Linked DNA regions of Homo sapiens: region 1 is linked to region 2. A link is a contact called in ENCODE Hi-C or POLR2A ChIA-PET data. All regions are on one chromosome and are shown on one strand. Each heading gives the region's core, a stretch centred on a gene start or an enhancer-like site at or near the end of the contact. The rest is flanking DNA. Distances are from core to core; before and after follow the strand shown. Region 1 holds the start of VPS26C (VPS26 endosomal protein sorting factor C). Region 2 holds the start of CHAF1B (chromatin assembly factor 1 subunit B).

Region 1 (3,616 bases), core at 44-2,543, 880 kb before region 2:
TTATATTCTTAAGAGGGAGGCATTCGTGATACTAATTCTTTTTACAGATAGTTTCTGATGTTATCCCAAAAGCAATGCACTTTAAAAAATAATGATCAGAATCAAAGAATTTAAACAAAAAGCAAAGAATTTAAACAAAAAGCACTTTTCACCGCATTATTTAATTAAATCATTTGTCAAAATGAAATTTGACCTTCTGCTTATTGGCAAAATCCTCATTTATAACATTTACAAGAGATTTTAACTCAATAAACGAAGTACGTTAACAGTGCACTGCCCTGCCCTGCAGTAACGCCCCCCACCCCCACAAACTGTATCTGGGGTCAGCTGTTGCTGGGAATAAAAATAATAGGCAGATTCACTCCAGCTTTCAGTCTTTCATTTGCAACCAATCTCCAAGCCCCAGAGCCTGGGGGCCGTGCCTTTCCACCCTTCACGCGGGGCGCACGGATCTGAATATTTAACACCCGGTTCCAGGACACGCGCCTGGGGAACACCCACAATCCCTCGCGGCCCGCGGAGCCCGGCTGGCGGGTGACCCAGCGCCCGCGGCTCCGAGAGGAGCGAGGTCACCCGGCGCTTCCCGAGACCTTGGCCCTAGGCCCAGCTGGCGCTGGGACGCGAGGCAACCGAGCCGCCGGCCAATCAGCGCTTTGCAGGACTAGCACGCAGGGGCCGCACCCCTGAGGGTGACCGGAACCGCTCCCGCGGGAAGGGCAGGGTGCGGCGCCTGGCCGCAGACAGACAAGGGGGCGCCGGCTCTTCAGAACCCCAGGGAGAAAGCGGTGGAGGGCTAGAGTTGAGGAGACTAAGGACATTTGAGGAGGGCAGGCATTACCAAGTTAAAACCTCCTGAAAGACAACTCCATTGGGCGACCGTCTGCGCCGCACAGCCTGACGGGAGCGTCATCCTTCCTGCGCAGGCTGCAACCGACAGACAGGCTCGGCTCCGCCTCCAGCCGCGGGGCACGCGGGGAGAGCCGTTCCTCCCTCCCTCCGCTAACCCGGACAGCAAAGGAGCATTTCCGGCGTAAGACTGTCCCTACGGAAGGGGTGGGGCTAGCTTGGCCCCGTCTTTCACGCCCAGAGGGGGCGGGGTGAACCGTGACAGCGCTTCGGCCCGCACTAAGGCCGGCTCTTGTGCCGGAAGGAGGAAGGCGTGGGCATTCGCCCCTCGGAGCTAGGGAGTGTGTGCGACGCCGCTGCGAGGTCACGTGAGCCACTGCCGGCAGAGAGGGAAAGGGGCGGGGCCCAGAACGAAGCGGGGAGGCGCCCCTTGTTTCCCTGGGGTCACGCGCAGCCGGAAGTGGCGGCTGCTGCGGAGAATTGGAGATGGGGACCGCCCTGGACATCAAGATTAAAAGAGCGAATAAAGTTTATCACGCCGGGGTAAGTGGGGGCTGGGGGTGGGGATGGAGGTGGGGTTGGGCGGGTCTGCAGGTTCCGCTGTCTCCATCGCTCTGCGCACGTCCCGCGTCCCTAGGCGGGGCAGGGCTGTCCCGCCAGGTGCGTCTCCGCCAAGGTGGGTGCGTTCCCGCCAGGTGCGTCCCCGCCAGGTGCTTCCCGCGCGAGGCTGGCTGCCCTGCGAGGAGGCCCCAGGGCAGGCGCCGCCGCCGCATCTGCGGGACGTGCAGGGCAGGCGCCCAGCTCCGGGGCTGCGCTCTTCCCATCTGGCCCCTTGAACACCCGGCGGTGTTGGGTTCTCAGGCTTGAGCTCCCTCAGTGAGCGCTGAGGGCGGAGGAGTTGACGACCAAACTCCCCTTTCCCTCTCTCCTAAGGTGACCGCAAAGGTCTAATGAACGAAAGCTAAAACAAACCTTGGAAGCAGAAATGGGTATGTCTGGCGGCAGCATATATTAGATGGTAGTCACTTTTAACAACATACTAACATACTACGAAAGTTACTGCTTTTTCTGGTTTTATTCTTCGACTGACACAAAGGAATGGCTATTAAAATGCAAGTATAAAAAAGTAAAATCTTGACTATGCCATTAACAGGTTTTGTGACATTGGCCAGTCATTTAACCTCCTTGGGCCTCAGTGTCCTTATTTGCAAATGAGGGTGTTGTAAGGTTCCTCTAACTCGGGGAATCTCAACCCTTACTCTACATCAGAATCAGTCATCCTGGAGAATTTTAAAATATGATTGCTTGGGTTCCACTCCCAGCGATACCGGTGATATATGTGCAGCTAGGGTTGAAATCACAGCCCCAACACTCTTTGGAATAAAATTGATCGCAGTGGTTGGTCATATTAATGCAAAGTAATCTCAAAAGGGACAGAATTTCAGACAAAGGTCTTGGATGGATGCTAAAACTTTTGGGCAAAAGACAACTAGGGAAGCCTGCTCTTATTTACACAAGCTCAAATGGTCATCCCCTTGATGGTTAATTACAAAGGGAAAAATCTGGCCCGCGCGGTGGCTCACGCTTGTATTACCAGCACTTTGGGAGGCCGAGGCGGGCGGATCACCTGAGGTCAGGAGTTCGAGACCAGCCTGGCCAACATGGTGAAACCTGGTCTCTACTAAAAATACAAAAATTAACCGGGCGTGGTGGCGGACGCCTCTAATCCAAGCTACCAGGGAGGCTGAGGCAGAAAAATCGCTGGAACCCGGGAGGCGGAGGCTGCAGTGAGACGAGATTGTGCCACTGCACTCCAGCCTGGGCAACAGAGTGAGACCCCGTCTCAAAAAAAAAAAAAAAAAAAAAAAAAGAGAAAAAGCTACCTTTATAATGGAGAAATCTGGTAGTCACACTCCTCTAGCCAAGCACAACAATGAACACCACTTCACCATCACAACTAATGAGACGACTGACATTCGGTACCCCTTGGCATGATGCACAGAGAAGGCCACAACTCACCTATGTAGTATTCCTGCCAAAAATGTTTAATCCGTATCAGTTCATAAGGAAACAATAAGGAATATCCAAATTGAAGGGCATTCTGTGAAACAAGTAGCGTGGATTCTTCGGAAATATCAGTGTCAAAAAATAAAGGCGAGATAATTTTTCTAGACTATAAGACTAAAGGGACATGAGAACCAAATAGAATGCTTAATTTCTGATAAAATATAAATTCGACTATGGACTATAATTGTTGTATATTGGTGTTGAATTTCTCCAGTGTAATATTTATATTTTGGTTATGTAGAATACTCCACATGCTGAAGTATTTAGGATCAAAGTGTCAAGCCGTAGACTGTGCACATATGTTTATGCACATATGTGTATAGGAGAAAGAAAGTGAATGTGGCAAAATACTAACAATTGCTGAATGAAGTTAAAAGCTACATGGGTCTACTTTGTATTCTTTTTAAAAACAGCTTTATAAAGATAATTTAAAATACGAAATTTACCCTTTGAAAGTATACAATTCAGTAGTTTTTTAGTGTATTTGCAGAGTTGCACACCCATCACCACGATCTAATTCTAGAACATTTTCACCCCAAAAAGAAACCCTGAACCCATTAGCTGTCACTCCTCATTCCCCCTCCCTCCTGACCCCTGGCAGTCACAAATTGACTTTGTCTCTGGAGTTGCCTATTCTTGACATTTCATATAAATGGAATCGTACACTATGTGGCCCTTTTGACTGACAGGCTTCTTTTACTTC
Region 2 (3,705 bases), core at 332-2,831:
GGAGGCCAAGGTGGGTGGATCACCTGAGGTCAGGAGTTTGAGACCAGCCTGGCCAACATGGTAAAACCCCATCTCTACTAAAAATACAAAAATTAGCCAGGTGTGGTGATGAGCGGCTGTAGTCCCAGTTATTTGGGAGGCTGAGGCAGGAGAATAGCTTGAACCTGGGAGACAGAGGTTGCAGTAAGTCGAGATTGCACCACTGCACTCCCACCTGGGCAACAGAGCAAGACTCCGTCTCAAAAAAAAAAAAAAGAAAGCAGCTCTCTTTTGCTTTCATTGTTCACCGCAGGCCCTGGAAATTTAGCATTCTGGGCTAGATGACAAAGTAGTTTAGTTTGTTGACATACGTTAATTCATTCATTCATTTACTTAAGAGAAGGGTCTGGCTCTGTCACCCAGGCTGGAGTGCAGTGGAGTGATCGTTGCTTGCTTCAAACTCCTAGGCTCAAGCGATCCTCTCACTTCAACTTCCCAAGTAGCTGGGCCTACAGCTGCACACTGCCACGTCCCGCTACTTTTTCATGTCTGGCTGTTGCCCAGGCTGGTGTCGAACTCCTGGACTCAAGCGATCCTCTCACCTCAGCCTCCCAAAGCACTGGGATTACAGGCGTAAGCCACCGCGCCCAGCCGACACTGGTTTTAAGTAAAAGAATGAAAACTATTGCTTCAAGCAGTGTTCCCGGATGTCTATCTCTGCCCCAGTTTACCCTGACATTGGTGTCCACGCCGGCAGACGCCAGTCTGTGGATCCTCCCAGCCGTCCCATGCTGGAAGTCCAGGCTGTACACGGGCTCCTTGTTGTGCCAGGCTATTTCACAAGTGATGACTTTCATCCTCCTGAGTCTCGAAGGGGAAAAACGTTTCTCGGGCACCGTTCTACTTCTTCAAGACAGGAGAAAGCTGCAAAATGCTGGTGATGGATTAAACAACAGTGTTAACAGCAGCAAAGGGTTATTGAGCGCTGAATAGGGGCCAGGAGCCATTTAAAATGCACACTGCATTGGGAAAGGATGTTAACGTTGCCATCTGACAATAACACCTTGCTAGCTCCACCTAAAATGCTTCGCTGGGTCCTGACATCCACAAGTTTATGATACGCCGCTACATCCAGAAAAGCAAAACGAAACACCCAGGTAAAGGCTACCTAGGGGCCCCGGCCGTCTGCACGGCCTGTCCCCGCTTAGTAGGGGCTAGGGGCGCGCCCTGAGAGCCCGGGGAGGGGCCCGCCCCGGGAGGAGCCTCCCGGAAGAGGGGGCCAAACGGGGTAGGGGACCGGGGCGGCGGGGCGAGAGGAGAACCCCGCCTTTCCCAGGGACCGGGCGCTGGGCCCGGGAAGCTGGGACTGAGGCCGCCGGGAGGAGGCCGCGCGGGGCCGGGGGTGGACGGGGCCCCGCCGCCCCAACGCGCGCCGCTCCGGAGCTATCCCGGGGCCCAGGGGCCCGCCCTCGGCGAGGGCCTCTGGCCCGGACCGACGCGACCAAAAGAGCCGCGGAGCTGCCCGGGCCAGGGAAGCCGTACCTGGAGGGACCCGGACAGTCAGAGGCACCGTCACCTCCCGCGCAGCGCGCGCCGCTTCCCGCGCGCCGCAGGCCCCGCCCCCGCATGGGCGGGACCTCATAGACGCCCCGCCCCTCCAGCGGCCCTCAGGTCCCGCCCGACGTGGGCGGTACCCCAGGGAAGCCCCGCCCACTCATAGACGCCAAGGCGAGTCCTGCTCTGGCCCTGGGGTCGGAATCCCGGCCGGAATTTATGCCTGCCAGACCCACGACCGAAGGAAGAATGGATTCATTATTATTTATTATTATTATCCATTACTTATTCCTTGTTGATTCGCTCTTTTAGCAAAGGTTTACAGAGCCTGGGCTGTGTGTTAGACAGACCCTATGCTGGCGCTGGGCACTTGGAGGGCTAACACAACCGGTTCTCTTGCCCCTTCTGCAAACAAAAACTGAGATTTTTGGGTTTTCTGTATTGGCTTCTAGAACATTTTGGAGAGTTCAAAGCTATGAAATTGTTCAGTACCTAGCGCAAGGTTGCTTACATTTTATTATTATAGTAGATGCAGTTATAAACCCTTTTTAAGAACAGACTAACATTTTAAAGTGAGGCTGTAAATCAGTCGGTAGGCAGAGATAGATACCTCAGGCTTTTCGAAATGGGACGTTTCCAAATGAGACCTAATTTATCTGTGGGCTTCGCAGAAGGCCAGGAAACAAGTACCTCTGGATGCGCTGCTTTTACTGGATAAAAGAAACACACAGGGTTATCTGAGGAGCCAACTGCTCTAGGATTTTTGGAAAAAAAGAACAGACATGGATTCTTATATAAATACCGGCTGATGCTTTTAGCCAGCTTTATGAAAGGTACAGAAATTGCCTACAAATCCGTGTCTCATGTTGATGAGAATGGCTGTATGCTCCTTGAAGCCTGATTTCTACAGGAAGCTAGAATAACATAATCCGGATATGCAGTTTTTAGATTTTTCTCTTCAGGATTTACAGAGCTTGGACTGGGAATGACTATATACTTTAGATAATATGGCTGTTCTAAAAGTACAGATTCCTGGCCCTACTCAGCCCCATGATTCCGAATATCCAGCAGAGGCCCGTGCTCCAGGGGCTTGCATTTTCATAAACTCCCCGGTGGGTGTGATCATCAGTCTGTTTTGGAAAGCTCTGGATTCTTCGTGTCTCTCAAACATAAAATTTCTCCAAATTTCTCATAAATGCTGTTCATTCACAAATGAATAATCTGCCCACCTCTTGAAGTGTCACGACTCTGAACTGTGGATTTAAAAGATAAAAACACATGCTTTAAGTATTAAAAGTACATGAAGGAGTTGGCTTTCTTGGCGAACATTTTAGAGATCCGACTTCAGTGCCAACTTGATGAGCCAACACGGGCAGGGGATGCGGCTCTAGAGAGAGGCCCTGGGCTGTCAAATATTTTCTCAAAAAAAAAAAAAAAAGTATTTGTTCAAAACCTCAAAGTTTGCACCACAAATGTTGGACTAAAGAATTCCTGCCGGTCGCGGTAGCTCACGCCTGTAATCCCAGCACTTTAGGAGGCCGAGGTGGGCGGATCATGAGGTCAGGAGATCGAGGCCATCCTGGCTAACATGGTGAAACCCCATCTCTACAAAAATTACAAAAAATTAGTCGGGCGTGGCGGCGGGCGCCTGTAGTCCCAGCTACTCGGGAGGCTGAGGCAAGACAATGGCGTGAACCCGGGAAGCGGGGCTTGCAGTGAGCCGAGATCGTGCCACTGCACTCCAGCCTGGGCGAGAGAGCGAGACTCTGTCTCAAAAAAAAAAAAAAAAAAAAAAAAGGGAATTCCTATAACGCAATTCTAACTAGATTCCTCAACAACCACTGTTGTTCAGCTTGGGCCCCAAGCATCCATTTTGAGCAGAACTGCCTCAATTTAAGGGGACCAATGTTATTTGGTTCCTGAGAACTTTTTAATAATGAAAATTGATATAAAGGGACTAACTCTTAACTCAGCTTCGAAAAAAAACTTCTCAAGGCATTTTAATTTCCATTTGTAAGTGTGAACATTCTAAAATCAAAATCTGAGCCGGGCATGGTGGCTCACATCTATAATCCCAACGCTTTGGGAGGCCAAAGCAGGCAGATTGCTTGAGGCTAGGAGTTCCAGACCAGCCTGGCCAACATGGCAAAACCCCTTCTCTATAAAAATACA

The links. A loop is a pair of places that touch in the nucleus more often than their neighbours do. ChIA-PET counts read pairs that join two places held with the same protein, here RNA polymerase II (POLR2A). Pooled maps may share reads with other maps.
Region 1: a pooled map shows a loop between it and region 2 (11-fold over the local background). The contact joins the promoter of VPS26C here to the promoter of CHAF1B in region 2. A Hi-C loop is called at or near these places in 8 of 50 pooled maps. POLR2A ChIA-PET finds 5 or more read pairs at or near these places in 2 of 52 experiments (SK-N-SH and activated CD4-positive, alpha-beta T cell).

The regions. Positions count from the first base shown.
Region 1 is chr21:37,265,011-37,268,626 of GRCh38, reverse strand. It overlaps VPS26C (VPS26 endosomal protein sorting factor C), which reads left to right and starts at 1,293. Exons shown (of 8, transcript NM_006052.2): 1 at 1,293-1,389. The coding sequence starts at 1,333. RefSeq lists silencers at 488-647, 1,388-1,697 and an enhancer at 1,188-1,247.
Region 2 is chr21:36,383,268-36,386,972 of GRCh38, reverse strand. CHAF1B (chromatin assembly factor 1 subunit B) reads right to left here and starts at 1,581. Exons shown (of 14, transcript NM_005441.3): 1 at 1,522-1,581; 2 at 711-913. The coding sequence starts at 836. RefSeq lists enhancers at 129-628, 629-1,130 and silencers at 1,250-1,349, 1,380-1,749.